2 separate regions of the Mus musculus genome follow, and region 1 is linked to region 2. The links are chromatin loops, found by intact Hi-C in ENCODE. Cell type or tissue: heart. All regions are shown on one strand. Links, peaks and the distances in the headings refer to the core of each region. The heading gives the core; the rest is flanking DNA.

Evidence for each region. A loop is a pair of places that touch in the nucleus more often than their neighbours do. Peaks named below come from ENCODE experiments on the same cell type or tissue, not always from the same donor. Only the 100,000 strongest peaks of a DNase experiment are listed, where the experiment ranks them.
Region 1: a loop joins it to region 2, with 14 times the contacts of the local background. A loop is called at or near these places in 13 of 42 quality-filtered maps.

What each region holds. Positions count from the first base shown.
Region 1 is chr2:116,099,279-116,111,105 of GRCm38, forward strand. No RefSeq gene overlaps it. Among named protein-coding and RNA genes, the nearest start is that of 2810405F15Rik, 29 kb to the left of the region's middle. In heart, for the core only: CTCF peaks have their summits at 6,154 (motif pointing left) and 7,137 (motif pointing left); no DNase peak of the experiment used is centred there.
Region 2 is chr2:115,509,379-115,521,205 of GRCm38, forward strand. 3110099E03Rik (RIKEN cDNA 3110099E03 gene) reads right to left here and starts at 2,823. Exons shown (of 3, transcript NR_030712.1): 1 at 2,761-2,823. In heart, for the core only: a CTCF peak has its summit at 5,853 (motif pointing right); no DNase peak of the experiment used is centred there; H3K4me3 peaks cover 14 bases; H3K27ac peaks cover 1,370 bases.

The DNA.
Region 1 (11,827 bases), core at 4,851-7,350, 590 kb after region 2:
AATTACTGAATTCTATTAAAGTCTTTTCTTATCATAATAACAGAAACAGTCTCTATCCTAAATGTCACCTTGGGGGACCCTTGGACCTCATGCTCATTTTGCTATGCAAATAGAATTAAGTTTATCTTGAAAGAACAGGGGAGTGACAGTTAAGGCACTTTCATTTCCTATTCTGCCACCAACTCCTGTGATGAACTTTGCACAAGGAACTTCAAATTCTTTGGATCTTTATTTTTCCCAAGTATTAAAGAGGAGGTTGGTTTAGAGAACAAGGCTTTTGAAGTGTGGCTCAGTCCTTGGGATGAGAGGAACCAGTAGACCAGTATGTGTAAAAATTTCTAACAGTTTGTTAATTCTGATGTGCATATCTACTTTGTCCCATAATTATTCTATTGGATATTGAAGCAATGATCATTTTTTGGCTCCTCCTTGTATGTTGAGGCTGTGCAAAGAATTCCTAAAACCTTGTAGAAGAAAGGGTCTAGAGGAGAGAATATAAAAATTAAGTAAGTGTAAGTAAGTTTTATACATCCCATCCTCACAATTATTTGATTTGATGTATCATACCCCTCTGGGTATATTTGCTCTTTCCCTGTCTGTCATCAGCACAGTTCATGGTACTATGTTGTTATAGTTTAATTGAGGGATACTGGACAATGTTTCACCAACATGGCTGTAACTGCTCTCTCTCTCTCTCTCTCTCTCTTCCTTCTCTCTCTCCCTCTCTCTCTCTCTCCATCACTTGGCAAATATCTACTTCTCTTACAAGCTTTTACTTCAGAGATTCTAGAGTGGTCCATATTCCATCCCAACCTCAATTCTCAAAGATCAACGGCTCTTTCCTCTGTGGTTTCAGGGCACGATGAACCTTTATGACTGCCAACGGCACTGCATTAGTAGGCTGGTGTTTGGGCAAATCTCTACTTCTTGGAAGTCTCTTCTTACTTGTCTGAGTTGGTGATACAGTACAACTGCTAGAATTTTTAAACATGAAAGGTAAATGTACTTTGGGGTAAAAAAAAAAAAGAAAAAGAAAACCAAGGAGCAAATTTATAATAAATTGTCTAAACAAACAACACTTGGGAATTTTCTTGGCTTAGCATGAGTAAAGAGGCTCCCAGGTTAGTCTTACATTACTTCCCGAAGGAGGGGGAGGGATAGTTTTCTATCAACATCTTGATGAAAAATGGCAGTGTCTATCTCTCTTAGGTGATATACTCTAACATTCAGCGTGACAAATACTAAGCTGATTCTATATGTAAAGGCACATACCTCATCCAACGGTATGAGGAGTTAAGGCCTGTACCTTTCATAATTAGAATATGAAGCCGTGGACCTGAAGAGATGGCTCAGAGGTTAAGAGCATCGACTACTCTTCCAGAGGTCCTGAGTTCAATTCTCAGCAACCACATAGTGGCTCACAACTATCTGTAATGGGATTGGATGAGGATTTCTGTTGGTGTCTGAAGATAGTGGCAGTGTGCTCACATGAAATAAGTCAGTAAGTAAATCCTGTCCTATGACAACAGCGGCAAACTGGGTGTTCTTAGCATGAATTCAGCACCTGCCCATGTAACTAGGACTTTAGTTTTGGAGACCAGTAGGATTTCAGCTGGTAAAAATGTAACCCAGGGAAGGAGTAAGGCAGAGTGGTGGAATTAAAGGGGATTTCACAGAGTGAGAAATTGGGTGCATGTTAGCTTCAGAAATAGTATCTATTTCCCAGTAGCTGTAGAGAAGTTGAGAACATAACAGAAGACCTGTTTACAGTGTCTCATTAAGGGGTTTAGAATTACTTCTTCCTTTTTTTTTTTTTTTTTAAAGGCATTCCTTTAAAAAAAGATCTGGGGTAGACTGCATGGTGTGGACACAGACCTCTGATCTCCAAAGTTTGTCTGGTCGTGTCATGGAAAACAACTGAAGGGTGAATTTTGAAGATGGGTGAACTAGTTCAAACAGAGGACCTAAGGAGGGATGTAGCTGTGGAGAGAGAGAGGCTACAGTGAAACAGTAAGAGGTGTGATGTGGGCCTGGAGAGGCAGTTCAGCCCTTAAGAGTGCCTGCTGCTCTGGCCCAACTGGAGGAGCCTTTACTGCAATCCTCTCTGGAAACTTACTACCACCTGTAACTCCAGCTCCTGGGTTCTTCTGCCCTCTTCTGGCTTCCTTGGGTACTGCACTCAGGAGCACATACTTTCCCTTCCCCATAAATATACAAATAAAATTAAAATAAATCTTAAAAAAAAAAAAACCCAGAACAAACTGGGAGTATTTTGAGATACATGGAATGAAAGGTATATAAGTGATATTATGACAGACATTTTCATATGTTTCCATATGCTAGTATTAATTTGGATTTTTTTGAAAATTATGTAGACTTGAACACTAGTAGCACTTCCAAATTTCTTGTCACACTCATCACACATGGCTTCTGCTGATCAGTCTATCAAGGGTCTCATTCACAATCCTACAATTGCTTTCTTAAGTACCCCACTATCCTGGTTTGGGGTTCAAGATTAGAATTTTTTTCAGTAACTTTGAAGATGTGTTGTGTTTACTTTTTAAAATTGTGTACCTGTGTGTGTACGTATCGGTGTGGGCAGGTATCCGAGGCAAGCAGAAGAGGTCACAGGAGGCTCTGAAGCTGGGGTTACAGGTTGCTATGATCTATCTGATGTAGGGGCTGGGAGTTCTACTCCTCTGGAAGAGTAATGTGTGCTATTAATTGCTAAGCCATCTCTCTAGCCCCTTCTTAATAACTTCAAGCCAAATTTTAAAAATAATATTAATAGCATGCATGAATTTAGGAGAGTCTAGATGTAGTACAGAATCGAGTTTTATCTACAAGCCACTGCTAGCCTTGGTTGGTGAAGTGTCACACAGACATTTGTCCATGCTAAATGAATGTCCACATTCTGAGTTACAGAAAATCATCTCCAGGTTGACGTTCTGAAAGGAAAAAAAAAAAAAGCTTATGGTGACTTGGCTACTGAGTAGCCTCAGAACTGTCCTGCTGGATTTGGGTGGTGACTGGTCGGAACACCCTTTGGAAGTTAGAAGAGAGGTACAGGAGGGCCTGGGACAGCGGATGCCACTGGGAGCCACTGCTTTCATTCTCATTTCCCAGAGGGTCTTCATCGAGGACCGTAGGTCATTCCCTCCCCTCACTTCTGGAGAATGCTCATCTCCAGATCTTTGAGAGAAGATCAGTAAATCACAGAATCTTTCCTTTAATAATACACTTTGAAGTTTACTAATCAGTTATTGGGATCCTGACTTTAATTTTGGGATCAAATGAGCTTTACAGATTAAAAGCAAAATCCTTCAGAAAAGAAATGTGATACCCATCCTTAGAAATGCTCTCTGGAGCCAGGGATGCTAGCCTTACTGCAATCCCAGCACTTGGGAGGATGAGGCAGGAGGGCTGATGTGAGTTCAGGGACAGCCTGGCTCCAGAGTGAGATGCTGTCTAAAGACAGCAGGCAGGAGGGGGAGGCAGGAAGGAGGATGACGACGAGGACAACGAGGAGTACGGAGTACGTCTCAGAATCCCAAACTTGCATTCTATATAAAACCACCATCTATCTGAAGCTCTAGAATGTGCAGGGCACCATGTAGAATCTGATAGACATCTTCAGGTGACAGGATTCTCACTTTTCATGAACTTCTGATAGATCTGTAAACTGAATTGTAAAAATGATACACATGATCTTTTAATCAAACAAATTTCTTGAGTGTTTAATTTTTAAAAACGTCTTATTACATTTCCCTTAACAAATGTTCAGTATTCAAAACTCCCAGTGTTCAAAATTGTGGTGATGCAGTGCTTGAGTTGGTATGGGACATGGTGAATGAACGCCCAGCTTAATTTATTTTGTCGCTACTGTTACTACAGTATCCCACAAATTTTACTCTGCAATCATCTGAAATGTAGTAAAACAATTTAAGGAAAGAATTGCAATACATATAGCAACCATGATATTAAAATCATAAAGATAAAAGAAGCCGGTCTGTGGAAGGAAGCAACTGACCACTTCTCACTATAGTTTCTGTTCTAAACTGTTAAATAGAATAGAACAGGGAAACGAAAAGTATTTAAATAAACAAACCACCACTACCCCCCCCCCCCCAACATCAACAAGGAAAAGAAAGGAAGGAAGGAAGGAGGGAGGGTAGAAGGGAGGGAGAGAGGGAGAGAGAGAAGGGGAGGGGAGGGGAGGGGAGGGGAGGGGAGGGGAGGGGAGGAGGACAAAGAAAGGCCAAAGCCAGAAGCCCAGCTCTGGGGAATTTGCAGCCCTGCTGGCTTCAGGCCTGAGTGGCCACTAACAGGCCTGCTGGTGCCTGCTTTACATAGGAGGAGTCTGCAGCCTGAGGCTCTGTGCACATAGCATAGCTCTGTTTAGGGTTCAAATCAAAATAAAGGACCTCAGCCTTGTGATACTAAGCGGTTGGCTTCAACTCCACGACACTTTTTGTGACATTCTTTCCTTTCATAAAAGCAGCAGATAATATTTACTTGAAGATAATGTCGAGAACAAGCTGGGGCGTGGGGGTGTGGGATCAGATCTCTTCTCTCAAAGTTGGGCGATGTAAGTCCTGGTTGAGCCCTGTAATCCTGGCTTTTCTTTTGGTTACTCCCTTTGCTTAGAATGGTTGAAAACAAAACTCTGGGCTTTTTCCTGAAGTGGGTTTCTAACTCTGACTGAATTAAAAGCAAGCCAGGTGTCCTGCTCCACGAAATCCAGGAGCCTAAAGGTGATGCCTCCTCTATTACCCCGACCCCTGTCATCTCTTTGTTTTAGCCCAGGATACCGAGGAATGCTAGAGAGCTGCCCGGTTAACATGTCAAGAAATCTCTAGCTCAGATAAGAATCTCGTAGGGTCTGCTCTGTGCAAAAATATTTAAAACCCAAAGCAACCATTTAAATGTTGTTTATTTTGATGGGCCAGGCAGATTTCTTTGTTTTGTAAAATGTTGCATGCCCAGGTTTTCCCTTCGTGGGGGCAGTTTTTGTTCCAGTATCCTATCATTATTTGCTCCCAAAATTTTATCTCTTTTGTTTAAACCATCTAAAAATAAAAGTGGTTGTTGATCTAATTTTCTCATGAGCTTAATTTGTCAATTATCAAATCACATTGGTCAATACAACGACTGAATCAAATGTGACCCTGACGGTCTCACTTTTAAAAGCTTCTGTAGCCTGTTTTGTTATTTCAATGCACAGTATTTACAAGCAAAAGCCTTGAGCTGATCAATAAGAAACAAAAATGCACTGTCCCCTGTCATTTCAAAGTCATCCATTACAACAACTCAAATATAAAACTCAACTGCTCTGGAATACAAATAGAACTGCATAATGAGGCGTATGTCTAGAAACGAAAAGAGCACTTTTGAAAGTATTTTAGGAAGTATTAATCTAATTCCAGCTATTAATTTTTGATTTTCATTCTTGAACGTGTGGATGCTATAAAAATGATATTAAAATGTATAATGCTCTCCTACCCTCCCTCCCCCCCTCCCCCTCATCTCCTTCCTTCCTCCTTTCCTTCCTCCTCTCCCCTCCTTCCTTCCTACTCTCTCTCCCTTTTATTCTGGTGCAGAATAAAGAGTAGAGCACCTCAGAACACTAGATTTCTCCTCTTCCTACTTCAGACAAGGGACACTGACATGAATATTGGAATCATGTAGACGACTCAGGAAGACAAACATTGAAAGAGTCTTAGGCGAGTAAATCTCACTTTCTATTAGATTCTTGGTAAACACGGGGCACATAATTGATGATAGCTTCTTCTCTTGAAGACAGTATTAATTTTTTTTTTACCAATTCATTTTATGCCGTGGCTTAGAATAATGCTAAAAACAACACCAAACAAGCCAACAATCAAAACCAACCAAACAATAAACCCCACAGAGCAGGCACTAGTAGTGTTGTGTTACACACTATACCTAATGACCAACACTACTTAGAGATGCGGGAGACAGATAACTAACTGAACTTACTTTGCTTTAACTATTCCTTAAGGTTCCAAACACAAGCAAAAGCCATTGGAAGCTTAGCAGTGGTGGCATTTGTCTGGAACCAACGCTAATTTTTGCCACCATAAGCATCTCCTAAAGCTTGGTGTCATATCCCGTGTACAGAAAGTGACATCTACTGGAGAAACCAGAACTGAATATTTACTTTCCAAACCTCTTTTTTTTTTTTTTCCCTCCCTGCCAAACTTCCAGACAAGTTGCAATATCCTCAGGCTTATTCAAAGTTTGTAAAACAAAGAATTTTATTTGGCTGAATGTGGTAAAGCCTGGTTTGCCCGTGTCATTCATTGTTTTCTTAGGGATGTCCGTCGGGAAACAATGGTTATTGGGATCTCACAATTATGTCCTGAGAAGTCCTACTAAAGTCAGGGAAAACACAGCTCCGACAGGCCCTTCAGGGGACACCGAGGTCTTAAATAACCCACTAACCACTAGAGCTGAGTGAGCCTCTTCTAATAATCTCAAAACATGTTTAGAAAATGCCTAACTTCTCTAAGTAGTCTGGAAATTGTAAAAACAAATTGTAAAACCAAGTTTGGGATTTGATTATATGATTTCTTTTTTCTGTGCTGGATCTCTCCTCTGAGTTATTTTGTAATCTGATCATTTTCATCCATTTATGCTAATTAGATGTATATCTAACCCTGAGTCCAAGTTTCACATTTTGTCCCTGAGTGTTGGAGGATAATACCCAGGTGTTTGTCCTTTCTGTCAGGTCTACAAACTGATGTAAACAATGAAAGACATAAATTACATCACTTTCACCTTTCAGTTTTAGAAATTCGTTCTCTTACTATGGCCCAAAGTCCTTCTGATCTTAATAGAAGTTGTTGGTGTAGTTACCCTGCCGGCTTGGAGACAGCAGGCCAGCTGCATCCTGAAGTCAAAGAGTGTGGTAGACTTTAGCAGTGACTGGCAGAGCTCTTTCCTCTGCTGTAGCCTCATACCCAAAGTGGATGCCTCTATCCTGAGATTATGCCTCTGCAGTTCAACACCAGACTTCCTATCTCTGCTTGGTATTGAGTTTTAAAACTTTGATTTCCATTAGTTGTTTTCTTTCTTTCTTTCTTTTTTTTCTGTAACAGGGTTCTCGCACTCCCTCTGCTGGTCTTGTTAATTAACAGAATCAGTCTTTAGGAAATGTAGTCAAAGAGTGAAGCTGGAGGACTCTCGAGGAGGACTGTAGAGGAGGACTCCCGAGGAGGATCGCTGAGGAGAACAACTGAAGGAAACAAACAAACAAACCCAAGGTTGACTACTGAGCAGGATGACTGAAAGCTGTCCAATGCCGTGCCAGAGATTCGTGTTGCTTATCCTCCAGATGGAGCAAAGGCGGCCAAGCAAAATTTGTTTTTAGGTGGCAAAAACACATATATTGCATGGTTATTTCTGTATCTTGAAGAAAGAATGTCACAAAATGATCGATTTCTTAAAAAAAAAACTGTATCCTTTCTCCACAACAATAGAGCTGGTTGCTCATGTTCCATTCAAATTCATGTATAATTAATAAGAGGCATAAAGATATGGTGTACCAATTTTGTATCTGAGTGTTTACACCCTTGGAGGCTAGGTGGACAGTTCGGCTTTAATGGTGGAATTCCGAGCTCTGGTTAGCGACACAGCTGCCCAGTGGCTAAACTCCTACATCTCTCTGGAGTTGCAAGAGAGTGACAGCTCTTGGCAAAGCCCAGGCCTAATCACAGCGCAGAGAAATGACTTTTGGAAGGTACATTACCAAGCAATTAGGAGCCATTTAATAAATTACCCCTTACGGAACACTTTGAACCCTAGTGGTCTGACGAGGTTAATGCACCTCTCACAACTGAGTGTAACTGCTCGCTTTCCCGGGGGTAACACCAAGGCCATAGCTCAAGCAACCCCCTTCTCCTGAGTGGCCTCTTACTCTTGAACCACTTCCCTAGTTGGTATCCAAAGCCCACGCACTTGCCCTCCCGTCTGCAGGTCATATACGACATTTTCTTACTGCGGCATCCATTGGGCTCGCGGCTCATGGGGACAGAAGACTTTGCGCTGCGGTTAACACAGCCCTGCGGCCTTCTTTCTGCTTGTTTACAAAGAGGCCCATTTTTCACATTTATAGAGAATTTGACTTCTGAGTTCCCTTTAAGATGTGACATCTGATGCAATTTCCTTTCCTCGGAAATTGTTGAGTAGCAACTATACTTTAAATGGATCCAGTATTCAGAATTAAGTTTTAGGGTATTAAATTTGGAAAACATCCATGGTAGGTATATACTTATAAGCTAAAAATTTATTATGGACACACACACACACACACACTCACACACACACATTTCAAAATGGAGGCGTGGAAGGAAATTCTACTGGATACTAAAACAAGATTTGAATAGTGAAAGTTTTATGATTTAATTTAAATCAAAAGTGAGAATTTTGGAACAGAAATATTTATGGAATTTCAATCATTTTAAAAGATGTTCAAAGAATGGAATTAAGAGAGAGAGAGAGAGATTTCAGAGAGATACCTGCATGCCTTCATGAGGATGACACTGTGCTAGCCCTCGGGGTGGCCTGGTGAAGGACGGTTCCCCAACCAGGATCTACATTGTCACAGGGTATGGAATGTTTATTCTTTTCAAAGCTCTGCCAAGAGCGACAGGAGATGAGTAAGACATGGTGTAGGCTTTGAGAAGCTTACAGTAGTGTTGTCGAGCTAGGATTTATGTGTGTGGGAAACTCGGAGCAATGAGTGGAAGTAGTAGAAGGCAGAGGAGTCTGCTCAGGAAGGCTTGGTGGAGTCATGGCATTTCCTCATGCCTTTGCTTAGGATTTGATAAGGAGAAAAAAATAAAATAAAAAGTTAAATGGAATGTTACAACACTGAAGGAATCAATGTCATGTCTCTCTTAAAATAATATTCAGAAAAAACATCTCATTCTATATTCCAGGCTGGCCTCAAACTCTTGATCCTTCTGCCTTGGTCTCCACGACCTGCAGAGTCCTAGGATTACAGAAGTGCATCCTCCTGTTCCAGCACTTCCATGGCCCAGTGCCTGCCTCTGAGCTACATTCTTGCCAGTGGTATCTTTTTTTTTCCCTTTTGGGAGTTTCACATTTTATGCAATGTATTTTGATCACTGTGTCCAATCATTGTGCTGGGTCCTAAAAGTACTTCCTCCTAGTTATTTATTTCCTGGCCCTTATGCTCTTTCTGCTCATTCTCACTCAGCGAATGATACCAGAGGCTTTGGAGGTGGGACAGAGTATCTATATGGTCTCATGAGAGCTGAACATTCTTTCTTTCTTTTATTTTATTTTTTTAAATTGAAAGTAGATTCTTCTCTCATACAACACAACCAGGCCACAGTTTCCTCTCCCTCCACTTCCCCCCAGGTCCACCCCCTCCATCTGACTCCCCTGACCCCTGGATCCCCCTCCATCTCCCTTCAGAAAAGAGCAGGACTCCAAGAGACAACAACCAAACATAACAACAGCAATAACAACAATGCAGCAAGGCAAGGCAACAGCTCTCGCAGACACTAGACAAGGCAACTTAACAGCAGGAAAAGAGTCCCAAGAGCAGGCAAAAGAATCAAAGACACATTGGCTCCCACATTCAGGAGTCCCACAACAACACCAAGCTAACAGCCACAGCATCCATGTAGAGGACCCCGTGTAGACCTTTACAGGCTCTGAACCTCAGTCTTTGTGAGTCAGTCTGCACCCTGCTTAGTTGGTTCATGTTCTCCCCATGTCGTCTATACCCCCTGACTCCTAGAATCCTCCAGCCCCCTGTTCCTGGGGATTCTTCCAGTTCTGAGAGAAGGGGCCGGATGGGAGACTCTAATTTAGATTTTTTTTCCACATAATGTCTGGTTGTGGGTCTAGCATCTGTTCCCATTTGCTGGGGGAAGGAAGCCTCTCTGAGGACAGCTGGACTACGTACTGATCTAAGAGTATAGCAAAATATCATTAAGAATCATTTCATCTCTTTCCAGTGATGGCCGACTAGGCCATCTTTTGATATATATGCAGCTAGAGTCAAGAGCTCCGGGGTACTGCTTAGTTCATAATGTTGTTCCACCTATAGGGTTGCAGATCCCTTTAGCTCCTTGGCTACTTTCTCTAGCTCCTCCATTGGGAGCCCTATGATCCATCCATTAGCTGACTGTGAGCATCCACTTCTGTGTTTGCTAGGCCCCGGCATAGTCTCACAAGAGACAGCTACATCTGGGTCCTTTCAATAAAATCTTGCTAGTGTATGCAATGGTGTCAGCGTTTGGATGCTGATTATGGGGTGGATCCCTGGATATGGCAGTCTCTACATGGTCCATCCTTTCATCTCAGCTCCAAACTTTGTCTCTGTAACTCCTTCCATGGGTGTTTTGTTCCCAAATCTAAGGAGGGGCATAGTGTCCACACTTCAGTCTTCATTCTTCTTGAGTTTCATGTGTTTAGCAAATTATATCTTATATCTTGGGTATCCTAGGTTTGCATTGGACTTGCAAACTTTATATGCCCCAGTACAGGGGAACACCAGGGCCAAAAAGGGGGAGTGGGTGGGCAGGGGAGTGGGGGTGGGTGGATATGGGGGACTTTTGGTATAGCATTGGAAATGTAAATGAGCTAAATACCTAATAAAAAATGGAAAAAAAAAAAAAAGAAAGTCCAGAGACAGTCCTAAATTGAGTTCCAATTCAAGCAAAGGCCCCAAGGCCTGACACTATTACTGGGGCTATGATATGCTCCCAAAATATGGCCTATCACTATTGTCCCCCAAAGACCCACCAAGCAGCTGAAAGAGACAGATGCATATATTTACACCTAACCAGTGGACAGAAGCTGCTGACCCTGTGGTTGAAGGGAAAAGCTGGAAGAAGCTGAGGAGGAGGGTCTATAGGAAGACCAGCAACTTCAACTAACCTAGACGCCCAAGATCTTTCAGACCCTGGACCACCAACAGTGCAGCATATATCAGCTCATATGAGTTCCCCAACACATATAGCAGAGGACTGCTGGGTCTGGACTCAGTCAGAAAAGATGTACCTAACCCTCGAGAGACTTGGGGCCCCGGGGAGTGGAGAGGTCTGGTGGGGTAGGGACCTGGGGATATCCTCTTGAAGACAGGGTGGGGGAGATGTGGGATGTGGAACAGATGGAGGGTGGACTGGGAAGGGGATAACAACTGGACTGTCAAAAAAGATTAAATAATTTAAAAAAAAAAAAAGAATCATTTCATCGATTTCTTTTCTAGATCAGTCATATTTGGTTCTACCAGGTCTCTATGCTATCCAGTCTCTGGTTCCTAGACAGTGTTAGGTATGGGCTCCCTCTTTCGAGTGGGCCTTGGGTTAAATCTGATATTGGTTTTCCCTCCCACAAATTCTGTGTCACCATTGCCCTAGTATATCTTGCAGTCATGACAGATTATTGGTCGAAGGTTTATTGGCCAGGTCGATGTTCACGTTTCTCTTTCAATGGCCTGCAGAGCATCTTCCCTCACCAAAGAGACTAGAACGGAGGGTGAGGGCTCCATGAAGGCAATGGCAGGACCACTCCATGTGCAGTGAGCTGTGTGGATGTTGTCCTGGGCAACGGAGCTCTGCTGTTCTTTCGTGGAGAACAACTCTCTGCTGTGGCATTAGCCTGTGATGTTTGGGGATCTCCACTGAACATTCTTTTATTCTCTCTGCCCTTGAGCCAGCTGTGGGTCTCTGTGTTAATCACTGTTATGTGCAAATAGAACTTTCTTAGATGAAGGTAGAAAGATGCACTGATCTAAGATCAATATTTTCTTTATTTGTGACTGTGA
Region 2 (11,827 bases), core at 4,711-7,210:
TAGGGATTGCTGATTGAAGAGGCATTTTGATAGTGGTGGACAATATCAGTGTGGTGCCTCAGCAAAGACCTCTGCTTCTTGCATGTGATCGCATGGTAATCTTACCCAACTAGTGTTTTCTTAATGTCCTGGGGAGCCTGATCATTGTAAATTACCTGTGACATCTCATTAATCCTCTTTTTCCTCACAAACGCATAATTAATGGTAACATTGACAATAATACACAAATTAGCTAAGTGACGCTTTATGGTGTTGGTTTTGATTAACGTCAGGAACCCAAAAATGACATTAATGTAATGCAGATCCCAAAAGGCAGTATGCACTTTGACCCTAGACATACATTTCGTTTGCACCATCACCAAGATTAATCCTCCCTCTGGATGAAGACGAGACAAAACTCTGGCCACTGGCAGTGTGTGCCAGGCTGTCGAGAAACAAACCGCCTCAACTGCATTTGTTTAAGAGGGAAATCTTAACGCATAGAAAACAACAGCGGAGTGTCGTTTCCCATTGTCTAGTTAGGACAAAGATAAATGAGGCACTGTCAGCCCGAGATCAACCGCTTCTCCACTAACTTCTATTATTTGCTTATTTGTGAACCAGTGTTTAATTAAAAATATACCTAGATATGTGAACCACATGACAAAGTGATTGAAACCACTTCTATTCCACTATAAAGGAGGTGGTTTTTTTGGTTTGTTTGTTTGTTTGTTTTAATGAGAACTGAGTTGTATATGCATTTCAACCTGCAGAATCTCTCCAGGATTAATTCTTATTAACCACAAGAGGGTGGGGAAAAAAATCAATGACTGAAGAAATACCCGTTGTCTCTGACTTGAGTAGTAAAGAAAGAGCAGAAGAAGGAGTCAGGATGACGTAAAGTTTGCTTTGAAAGTGAGGTATTTTTGCAGATGGGGAGGAATTCTGTGATTTGAATTCAGAGACCCTTTTCCCAGGTTACCCAGGCGGGGCATACCCACACTAAGTCAGTGGAAGAATGACCCTGTTACAGCAGCATCAATCTCTAAGGTCAGGTTTCATCGTGAGATGTTATTATAATCCCGCTTCCCTGGTCGTGATTTTCACAAATCCTTGTTGAGCGCTCAATCTTTTTAACACCCTAAAGAGGTGGCGTATGCTAATTTTTTTAAGATGAAACCTCCTCTTTTCTTCATAACAATTATTTATAGCCGAAACCCCCTAATGGTATATATAGTTTTTTAAAATAATGCAATCGTTCCATTCTTGATTAATTTGACACCTATTCATTTAGGCTATTTTTCAAAGTGTTGCGACTAAACCCCGGCCCTGGCTAATGATCATATTCCGTTTCAATAATGGAGTAGGAAGAAAAGCCATATTTCCATGCTTTGTTCTTTTATTCACATAAATAACTACCATTTGGAGAATGCTTTATGGGCAAAAATATACAACACATAAAGCAATGTTTTAAAATTTGAACTAAATCCACCAGAACTGGAAAGATCACCAAAATTAAAAAAAAACGTTGTTAATCATTTTGATTTTTTTTCAAAATATATTTATGAAACAAAACAAGAATATCCTAAAAGAACATTTTAGTTGCTATAGGCATGCATTTTCAATTATAATACCCTTGATTCCTCCCATCCCCAGTAAGAAAACAGACTGCCTCACAACTGCTTTTCCTAGCAGTTTAATTTTGAAAAATCTCTCATCTGTCCCTGCTTGCAATAGATTGGCCTTATGGCTAGGTTTCTCTCATTTTTTTTCTTTCATATTTTTCAGTTAAAGTTACAAGGAGCAAAATCATCTATTTTCAGAGGATTTTGCATGTTTGCTCATCTAAATATTATTTTTAAATGCAGAGCAGCTTATTTCTCTTACATCAACATATTAAGTGTTAGCTACAGCAACTTGTAGCAACACACACAACCCACTGTAAAGCAGACTGGAGCTAAGGGGGGGGGGATTCCTTCAGAGGTCGTATTTTCACTCTGCCTAACTAAACTATAAATTGAGATTACGACAATAAATTATTTTTATGATCTGGGAAGGAAAAGGTATGGGTTGAGTTTTCAAAGATATTTGGGTTTAATTCATATGTTAAATAGGCCAAGGATAACCAAACGTTAGAAGAAATTCAACCTGGACCTATGCTAAATAGAACCTCAAATTAGGCACTCACCACCAAATTAATTAGTAATTGATAAATTCAGTAGAAATATATCATTTCTTCATACTGCAAAGCCAAATAGTATGATTGAAAACTTAAAATACAAAAAAAAAAAAAAATTTAAACAAACAATCCTGACAATCTTTTAATCAAAGCTATTGTTTACAGCGTGGCTTTAAGGTCCTCGTAGTAACATGTTTAACTCGTTAAAAACACTCATTCAGCTATAAAACTACTTTCTTAGGTCATTTGATTCCTCTATAGCAAGCTGAAACCTCCCCCAAATGCCTCCATTGACATTTTTCCAGCAGTTACAATGGCTCTTAGTCCAAATGTCATTTTCTCGTTTCATCTTCAGTTCTCAAAGAGCAATCTGTGAAGCCATAATTTTACACGAATCCCTTTTCAGGTTTAAATGCAGTACACTAACTTTTAATCAGATCCCCGAGGTGTGGCAAATAAAGAGGCCGCTTGTGGAAAAGTCTGTTTTCCTAAGAGTTTAATCGGATACTTCCACACCACAACATTCTGTAGACATGGTTTTCGCTTTGAAAACATAATCTTATCAGAGGGTAGTTGGTGTAAAATCCTGTCTGTTTTCTTACCTTTGAATGTGAGCTCTATTTATACGGTTCCATAAATGATGTCTACAGCTAAGGCATTTCCTTATTGTAGAGTCTTACTGAGCACAGTTAATATAAAAACACGTAACACTTAGCAGGATGTCAATGTAGTTCCCCGGACAGTCTAACCTTATGAAAGCGTCCCCTTCCCATTGGAGGAAAAGACATGACAGCTGCATCTGAACTTGTCTTTCTGGTATTTTCCTCTGGCTGATTTTTTTTTCCCACAATACACAAAGGAGATGGAGTCTTCATTTGTAACCTCCGGTGAAGGTAGGACAGCCCATGAAGGAAATAGACACCCACCTCTCTCTCTGGATGGAAAAGCTAAAGAAACTTGGTGTCCAAAATGCAAGCACTTAATTCTCCTGACTATATTTTAAAATGCAACTGTAGCTTTTCCATAAATCTGTGTGGTGAAATATTTCATAACATTGCATAAGCTCTTCCATGTTTTTTTTTCCTTCCATGCAAGAATGGTTTGCAGAAAGTCCCAATGTTTCACTTTTTCAGCAAGTTACTTATACTTGGAAGTGACTTTACAATTTGTGGGAAAACAATAGGTACTTAGACATAGCCTACTTACCTGTTGCTCTCTGAAAATTCCCAACCGTGAGAGTGTGATTTTACTTCTGTTTTTAGGACATACCACCAACGAGTAGGGCAGGAGAGGCGGTCATAAACAGACCCTCTGGATCTGCGATTGGGCTCAGAGTTTTCTTGACAAATGGAAACAAACTTTCGAGTCCAAAAGAACATTCTGAAACACACCTCAACTTTGGTTTTTTTGGGGGGTAACGGCCCCGTGGAGACTGTCTTTATGAAGGGTCTTAATGAGTGTTCTGCCTGTATTTTTCTACTAGGGATGTCAAATAAGGTTCAAAAGCGAATGTAAACTGTAATGCAGTGACGCGCACTAAAAATAGCCCTATAAATCTGCTCATTTTGTTTAGATAGTCTCCAGAGTTGTAAAAAGTACGACTGCTCAGTTTTAGTATTGTTTTGGAAGAACTAATTCTGCAGAGAACAGACCACTGGCTATTCTCGATTACTTTGCAGAAGGTTTATTAAGGCTGTCTGTAGCCTTAATTTTTCTTTAAAGGAAACTTTATCCTCTATTTTTTCCCTAACTCTAATGGAATCTTCAATGGAAAAAAAAAAAAGAAAGAAAAGAAAAAATAAAATCCATTTATTCATTAGAATTAAGATTTCTCAGAGTAATTTTATCTAAAATGGAAATTAAATTAATTAAAATTCCAAATGGCATTCTCACCTCCAGGAATCAGTCAAAAATATGTTGCTTCCTAAGGTCCCAGTAATAGTCACAGTATTTACACCTAACTTACCATGAGGTTTTAAAAATAACTCCAGGAGAACATTTTTAGGACATTTACAATCTGAATTAGACAACAACAACAACAATAACAAGAAAAAATGAACAAAAAATCAGGCATTTCTCTGTGAAAAATAGCTACTGTAAATTAGGATGTTTGATGAAGGATGTATTTTTAGAAAACCCTGTAATTTGAATTTGAGAGATGGGTCAGGCTGCAGAGGAGAAGCAGGAGCCCTACAAAGGCTTAGGAAGGGGTTTTGTCTTTTCTCTTGAGAAGAAGTGCAGGAGGCACAAGCCCTTCCTTCCCCCTGTCTCATGATAGGCACAGGATTCCAGAGATTGGTCGGGTGACTTTGCACTTAGGCCAAGATTGATTGCAATCCGGGGCTTTGTTTTGTAATGCCTTATCCCAGCGGAGGCATGCATAAACACACGAAATGACTAAACTGGGCAGCCATCTGACCTTTCAGAAAAGAGGCAGTCTTAAAAACTGCATCAACTTTTCTTTGAAGAAACAAGCTTCATGTCATTGAAGGGAGCCTTGCAGCTTAGCTCCTTCGCTGCCACGCAGCCAGACTACACTGGAATTACCAAGAAATAGGAGGACCTAGGCTTTGCGCCTTCTTCTCCCCTCCCCCGCTCCCAACCCTCTTCCCCCTGAGTTCAGAAAGAAAATAGTGTTACTAGTCAAGTGATCATTGTCAAAACCATGGCAAGTGCCAAACAAGGCAGAGCCAAGCGATCATTAGTTCAGCATTCAGCTCAGATTTCTCTAATGTTCAATTAATGGGCTAGATTTCATCCAAGTTGGGATTTTTTTTTCTTTTCTTGTAAAGTCTCGGTAATGCTTTAAACCATCTTTTAAAGGGGTTGTACAAGCCAGGTTTACTGTCTTTAATCGGTTAATATTAAATTTTAAAAACCGAACTACGGATTCTGACAAACTTAGGTATCTCATTTTCATTAAGTGCAGTTTGAAATGACTAGTAAACGGAAGGAAAGAATTTGTTAAGAAATTTACCAGCACCACATTAGAACTGAACGTATGTGGCTTAATGACGTAAGATGTAAATAGCAAATCCAGCTCTCATTTATTGAAAGTTTTGGACTTAGGTAGAGAGGTAACAGAGAAAATTTTGACCCTATCTCTTAAAGCCAGCCTGGTAACTATGAATGAGAATCTGCCTTTCACATAAGTAAATTAATCTAATGTTTCAAATATTGAGAATGCTGTTGTATTTTTTTACTTCTTGACAAATGCCACCACAAAAAAAGCAACTACAAACATGAAAGTAACCAAGCAGAACTTTCAAAAGAGAAAGGAAAGCAATACGATAATTTTTGTTTGTAAACCCATTGACATAAAGAGTCTAACCTGTCACAAACTACACTTCACCACCGTCTGGCATTTAGGAACAGTCAAAGCCGACAGCATTTTGCTTTCATCAATTTTGTGTTAGAATTTCGAGAATCTGAATTTGGGAGGACATGGGGCAGGGGACAGGAGAGTGTGCCTAGATGGCTTCTCCTCCCTGGGCATGTATAATTGAGCGCAGAGACTGAATGCTGAAGAATGTAGTTGCTGCTTCTAAAAGGTAACTCGTGGGTTGTTTAGAAATGTTTTAAATGCCTGCTGATGAGAGTCAGAAAGGGAGGGAAAAAACAGAAGAGAGGAGAATTGGTTCCAGGGACAATCACACCATCGTCAAAAAGATTAACGGGCCACTAGGGGACAGCAGAAAGTCACTGAATAAGGCACTGGCAGGGACCAGAACAAAAGGCTTTTCTTTGTCGAAAGCGAGGGAGATAAGGGAGAGAGAGAGACAGAGACAGAGACAGCCAGAGAAAGAGACAGGGAAAGAGAGAGAAAAGAAAGAAAGATTTCCAAACCCAAATCATTTTACAAGTGAATTCAAAGCATATTTTTTAAAAGCAGAAAAAAAAGGCCAGCAATCTATTTTTGATTAAGTTCTGTGTACCAGAATACTATAAGCTATATATAACTGTTATGTTGACAAATACAAACATGATTCTATTTTCTGCTACTTAGAGTGAAGAAAAGTTTATGCCAGAAAAAAAGCAAAAACAAAACAAAGCAATGCACTATAAAACCCATCAGATGGAACATACTAAATGAGCAAACCCGGCATTGGCTCAGCAAAGCCCAGTGTGACGAGGGTCTTACCCATTTCAACAGTCACAGAATATAACCAGTAACCAGAACGTTGATCACAACTAGCCCTGAAAACGGGGAGTGGAGTGCCGGCACAGGCCCACCGTACAGCAAACTGGAACACTTACACTTAATTCTGAGTAGTGTGGGAATTAAAATGGCTAAAGAAGGATGAAATAATTTAACATTGGTCATGATCTTAAAGGCTAAGGTGCATCCTTGAGCTATTTGCTGTGTGAGATGCCCATCATTGTGTCTGTGTTTCTACAACTGCAATCATCCCAAACACCATACATAGGTTTGCAACCACAGATGACTGCCTTAAAAAGCAACATTCTTATCACTCGGCAAGACTTAGACTTTTAAGTTTCTTAAACCCATCATGGGTCTCCTTCCTTAGCTTGATCTTCACAAGGCCTACATCACTGGCCACTCAGTCTGTATCTCCCCTGCTAACAATGTCAATGATGCTTGGAATTATTATCATTATTATTATTATTATCATTATTATTATTTTAGTAATCCCTACCATCCGGATCCTGCCTCTTTGATGTGGACGTTTCTAGTCCTTGATTTGTGTTGTATGTACTCACTGTTTGCTTGACTCATAACCACCATTTCCCTTTATGTCATAGAATCAAAAGGTTGGGAAAGCTTTGAAAAGTCATTTCATCCCGTTTCTGGTTTGCATGTATTGTTTTGTAAAGGCAGAAATAAAATATGGCCAATCTGCTTCTTGGCCCTGATTCTCATATTTGACTACACCGGTTTTACAAAACAGGGTTAACCAGCAGCGAGTACTATTTCTCACACACTTGGACAATTAGGATTCTTTTCCCATGACCAAAAACAAAACTTTGGTTAAAATAGTCTGCTTAATATAAATACCTCCCATACTTTTCTCTTTTTCTTTTCTTGATGTATGCAATCCTCCCCCCCTTTTTTTTTCCATTCTGTATTTCGTTTTCTTCCGGCCAAATATCCTAAGTGATACTGTTCATTCATCCCATATGGTCTCTGGCCCCAGATCACAATTTATCCACTCTTTTCCTCTCTGGGGTCCTGCATGGAAGATTGTCCTTTCCTTTTTATTTTTCAACTTCAACTTTCTGACTTAAAATATAATTAATAACCATAATTCAACACAGCCTAAATCCAGAAAACCTGATGGTTCTCTCCTTGCACATCTCCTGGGGTTGGGAAGGCTTCTTAACATCTTGCTTGAATCCCCATTGACTGCACTTAAGACTCCACGGCTTGTACTGTCCTCAGAGGAAACAGAGACCAGCTGTTCACCTCTACCTGCAAAGGGCTGTGTTCTGTCATGGAAGGGAGGGCTGCTGTTAAGCCCTCCAGCTCTGCCTCTCCAGACTAAACAAGGCCGCTACTTCACCCCTGTTTCACTGGGGCTATTTCTCAATTCCTCAGCCTTCTTGCTGCTGTCTCTGAACCTACTGTAAACTCTGCACACTTGGCAGAAGTCTTGGGAAGGAACAGGACACAATAGGATAATGAGCAATTGATTAATATTGCATTTAATATGGACAGCCTGAATTCTTCTGTGATTGTCAGGATTTGTGTGTGAGCAACAGGGCTATGTTTTAACCCATAAGTACCTTTTTTTTTTCCTTACTTAAACTTAAGGAAATCCTTCCTGATTCTTAATTAATGTTTTTCATTCTGATAGTTAACTGTTTTTTACTTTTCCTCAAATAATGCTTACATTTTTCTCTTTGCTCCTATATTTCTTTTTACCTCCACTGTCTTTTCTCAAATGTAATTCACAATAACCAACATAATGACAAAATTGATAGGTTTTTAGGAGGCATAATTAATTGAAATGTGTATTTAAATAACTTTGTAATGGTGGATAGTGTGGCTTAGGGAAAGGGAAAGTCTGAAAAATATTAGTGCTACATTAAGAACAACGTAAAATTTTCTTTCAAACAAAAACACTTGATTAGCCTGACGTGGGAAATAGATTGGAAAGGGCATCAATAAGTGATGTCAACTTCTGCAAAACTAAGAAGCCTTTGGCCTTCATCCTTCGCTCAATCTCAGGGAAACTCTGTGAGTTACACGTTTTTTCACAACTGTGCCCACTGCTCTGCCTTGCCTCCTGCTTTATCAAATCAGAGAAGATAGAGGTGACCAGAGTTACCTCTCGTTTCCTCATCCCTGCCACTTGCAGATCGCAGCATGCTTTCTGCAGGCTCGTCTCGCAGGGCAGGTTATTCCACTTAGAAATGATATTCAGTTTTAAGGCCAGAGATAAGAATACAGCAAATTCTGAGCCATTCCCATGATAAGCCACTGATAAACAAAATGGTCAGTAACAAGAATACAGCAAAGAAAGAGCAAAGATTACTATATCCTGGTGCTGCCCAAAAACTGTGACAAAAAAGGGGGGATTGCTAATTCATACAACTTTAACATGAAATTATGCCTTGATGCTTTAAGTGTTCATACCAGTCACCTACATAAAAGGAGATGGCTATTTTGAGCAAAACACTCATTATCTGCTGTTTACCCCATGCCACAATTTCCTTTTATGGTGCTGGCGATTAAACCCAGAACTTTGTGCATGATAAATGTGTGTTCTGTTCCTGAGTCACACCCCCTATCTATGCACTACAAACCTGGTCTTTAAATAAAAAATAATTAAAAAAAAAAGAAACTCTATAAAACTGTTTGCGTGGTTTATAACCCACTCATCTCCAAAATAGCTTTCACCAGAATAGAAAGGAGGGTGAAGAGGGGCCATGCAGGAATGAAACCTTCAAACATGTTATCATATCATTCAGATGCTAGCCTACAGAAGATAGACTCATAAACGGATACTCCAGGGGGCTGCTGTTCCTAACGCCTGCAACCAAGAGACTCAAAGACAGCATCAAGTATCTGTTGACTCCATGTGCACAGGTCTTGTACACAAGAACCCTTTTCTCTATTAACTCTTAAAGCCCATTAGCTACCTTTATGAAGGAAGTACTGCCTCCCAGGTAGTAGAATGAAGAAATTTAAGGTCCATTTTTAAAATAGTTTTAAATATTGAGAAATAAAATAAATAAAACATTGGAAAATATTTGTTGCTGTCATCTGGCCCATGGTGAATGTAGCCAGACTCTTCACTTACACAGGGGTCAGAGATGTAATCAGAGCCTTAAAAAGTACAAAGGAGGCCAGTAGAAATGAAATAACGTAAACTCTAAATGCCATTCTTACCCACTGAAGACCTTGATGAGGACATTCAAAATTATGACATCAGTGGAAACAATTCAAATTAAAGCAAAGCCTAAGTGCTAATACAGGCCTCCATAATGAGCTCTGTGGTGTTCCTAATGTGAGAAGCCATACGGGGGTGCACTGCAGGCTCCCCACCAAGGAACACAGCCCAAGTCCTTCCAAACAGGCACAAGACATGTGAAATCGAAACAGGTGTCCCCCGAATGCACAGTCCTCTTGTCTGGAAAATATAAAGGACCTTTTAATTATCCTTGTTTCCCTTTGTCTAGAGTCTAGGCTCTAGAAGGTTCTCTTCTAATCATCTCACAATACCATCCTTTCCCACTCAGAATCCTTTTCCCTGTTTCTCTCTGTCTCTCACTTTTCCTATAGAGCAAGGATAATTACTTTGTTAAATTACACGTATGCCTCATTCCTACTTGATGTCCCTTCTTCTCCCTCCATTACTTCTTCCTTCCCATGGAAGTGAGTCGGGCTACCCAAGAAAACGAAGAATGTCTCAGGAAGAGTAGACTTTCTATTTTCAAAATTTTTTTTTCTTAATGCAGATGCAAAACCTTAAAACTCTTATTCATAAAAAAACATTGTCTGCATTATATATACACTGCCTTTATAGGCTGTAGGTGCACTTCAGGACCCGAGTGAAGCCCAGACATTTAAAAGATCACTAGCAATTTCATTTTCTAAAAAAAGAAAGAAAGAAAGAAAGAAAGAAAGAAAGAAAGAAAGAAAGAAAGGAAGGAAGGAAGAAAGAAAAAAAGAAAAGGAGGGAGGGGAGGGTAAAGGGAGGGGAGGGGAGGGTAAAGGGAGGGGAGGGGAGGGGAGGGGAGGGGAGGGGAGGGGAGGAGAGGAGAGGAGAGGAGAGGAGAGGAGAGGAGAGGAGAGAAGAGAAGAGAAGAGAAGAGAAGAGAAGAGAAGAGAAGAGAAGAGAAGAGAAGAGAAGAGAAGAGAAGAGAAAACTTTTTTCTCAAAAGGTTTACAACTGATTCCTCTGATATAATTTACTAAAAGAAAGGCAGATTAACCCCCTCCCCCAATGTGAATACTTCTGGAAGCTCTAACAACAACAAAAGTAGTTTATCAATTCTGTTCTTACTGGAGACACAATTTAAGTAACCTATTGTGCATTTCATTTGTAAATAATTTATTACTGAGTCCAAGCAGTCGCGCTTTCTAACGTGTCTAAATCAACAGGAGGCAGGACTCAGTGCAAGGGCTCACCATTAGCTCAACTAAATTTTTGTCAAGAGTATATGAACGGCATGGTTAATATTTAATTGAGCTTATAACCCAGAAAGGCTCCGTCATCTACTTCATTGCAATGATACACTAGACTCACTTCAGTATGTGTTCCTCTTTTTGGTAAAAAGAAAAGAAAACTGTTTAAATTTCACATGAATGAAGCACTTTTAGAAACTGACTATGCTTTAAGGTGCTCTGTGATCCCACTTTTAAATACAAAACGGCCATTTATATGCGGACTGTCACCTTCCTCCTGCCTTCCACCCTCCAAGAACAATTGGGGTACAGGTTTTCCATCCCGGACTCTCCATGACAGTCCAGGAGCCCAGAGAACAATAGGTGGGTTTCCTATAGCGCCTGCTTGATAGTTCTGGGGTGTGAAAGTCCCTCCTGGCAGATTAGGCTGATACTGCATATTCAAGCGCATACAATGATGTGTTTGTCATTGCCGTTGACCTTTGTCTCTGAAGTTTCCTGACAACCTTCCACAGTTATTGACATTACAAATACCAGCAACCACGCGCAGGGCAAAGTATAACCTTTCATTTACCTTCATGTCCCTCAAATGACTTGTGTGGGGAGTTTCAACAAAAGCGGCAAACAATGATACTGTTGATTTCTTCCCCCTTAACTTGCTAAAATGTTTTTCCATTTTCCTCTTGTTCTCAGAAAAGCATGCCAATAACTCTCCACAAAGGAAACGATTTCAAATGAATACAGGTAATTAGAAGTGTCAAGAAATCAGCAAAGTAGGGCGTCTGCCATCCTTTCTGTGGAAAGAGTGCCAGATTCTCTTTCAAAAAGGTCTTTGTCATTTTTTTAATAGAAGGTAATTAATGTAGACTACAGTAGAATACTCAGGATCCCAGTCGCTTGTCTTTCTTGCCACAGAAATGGGACCATAAAGATGTTTTGATATCTAGAAACAATCTTCTGGGGTTATTTAAAAATGACTTTTAATTACAAAAGTAGTCCTTTTACTCTTTTCATTTGAAAAGGGGAAAAAAAGGATTTAGAAAGAACATATTTATCAGAAGACAAAGGAAAGAAAG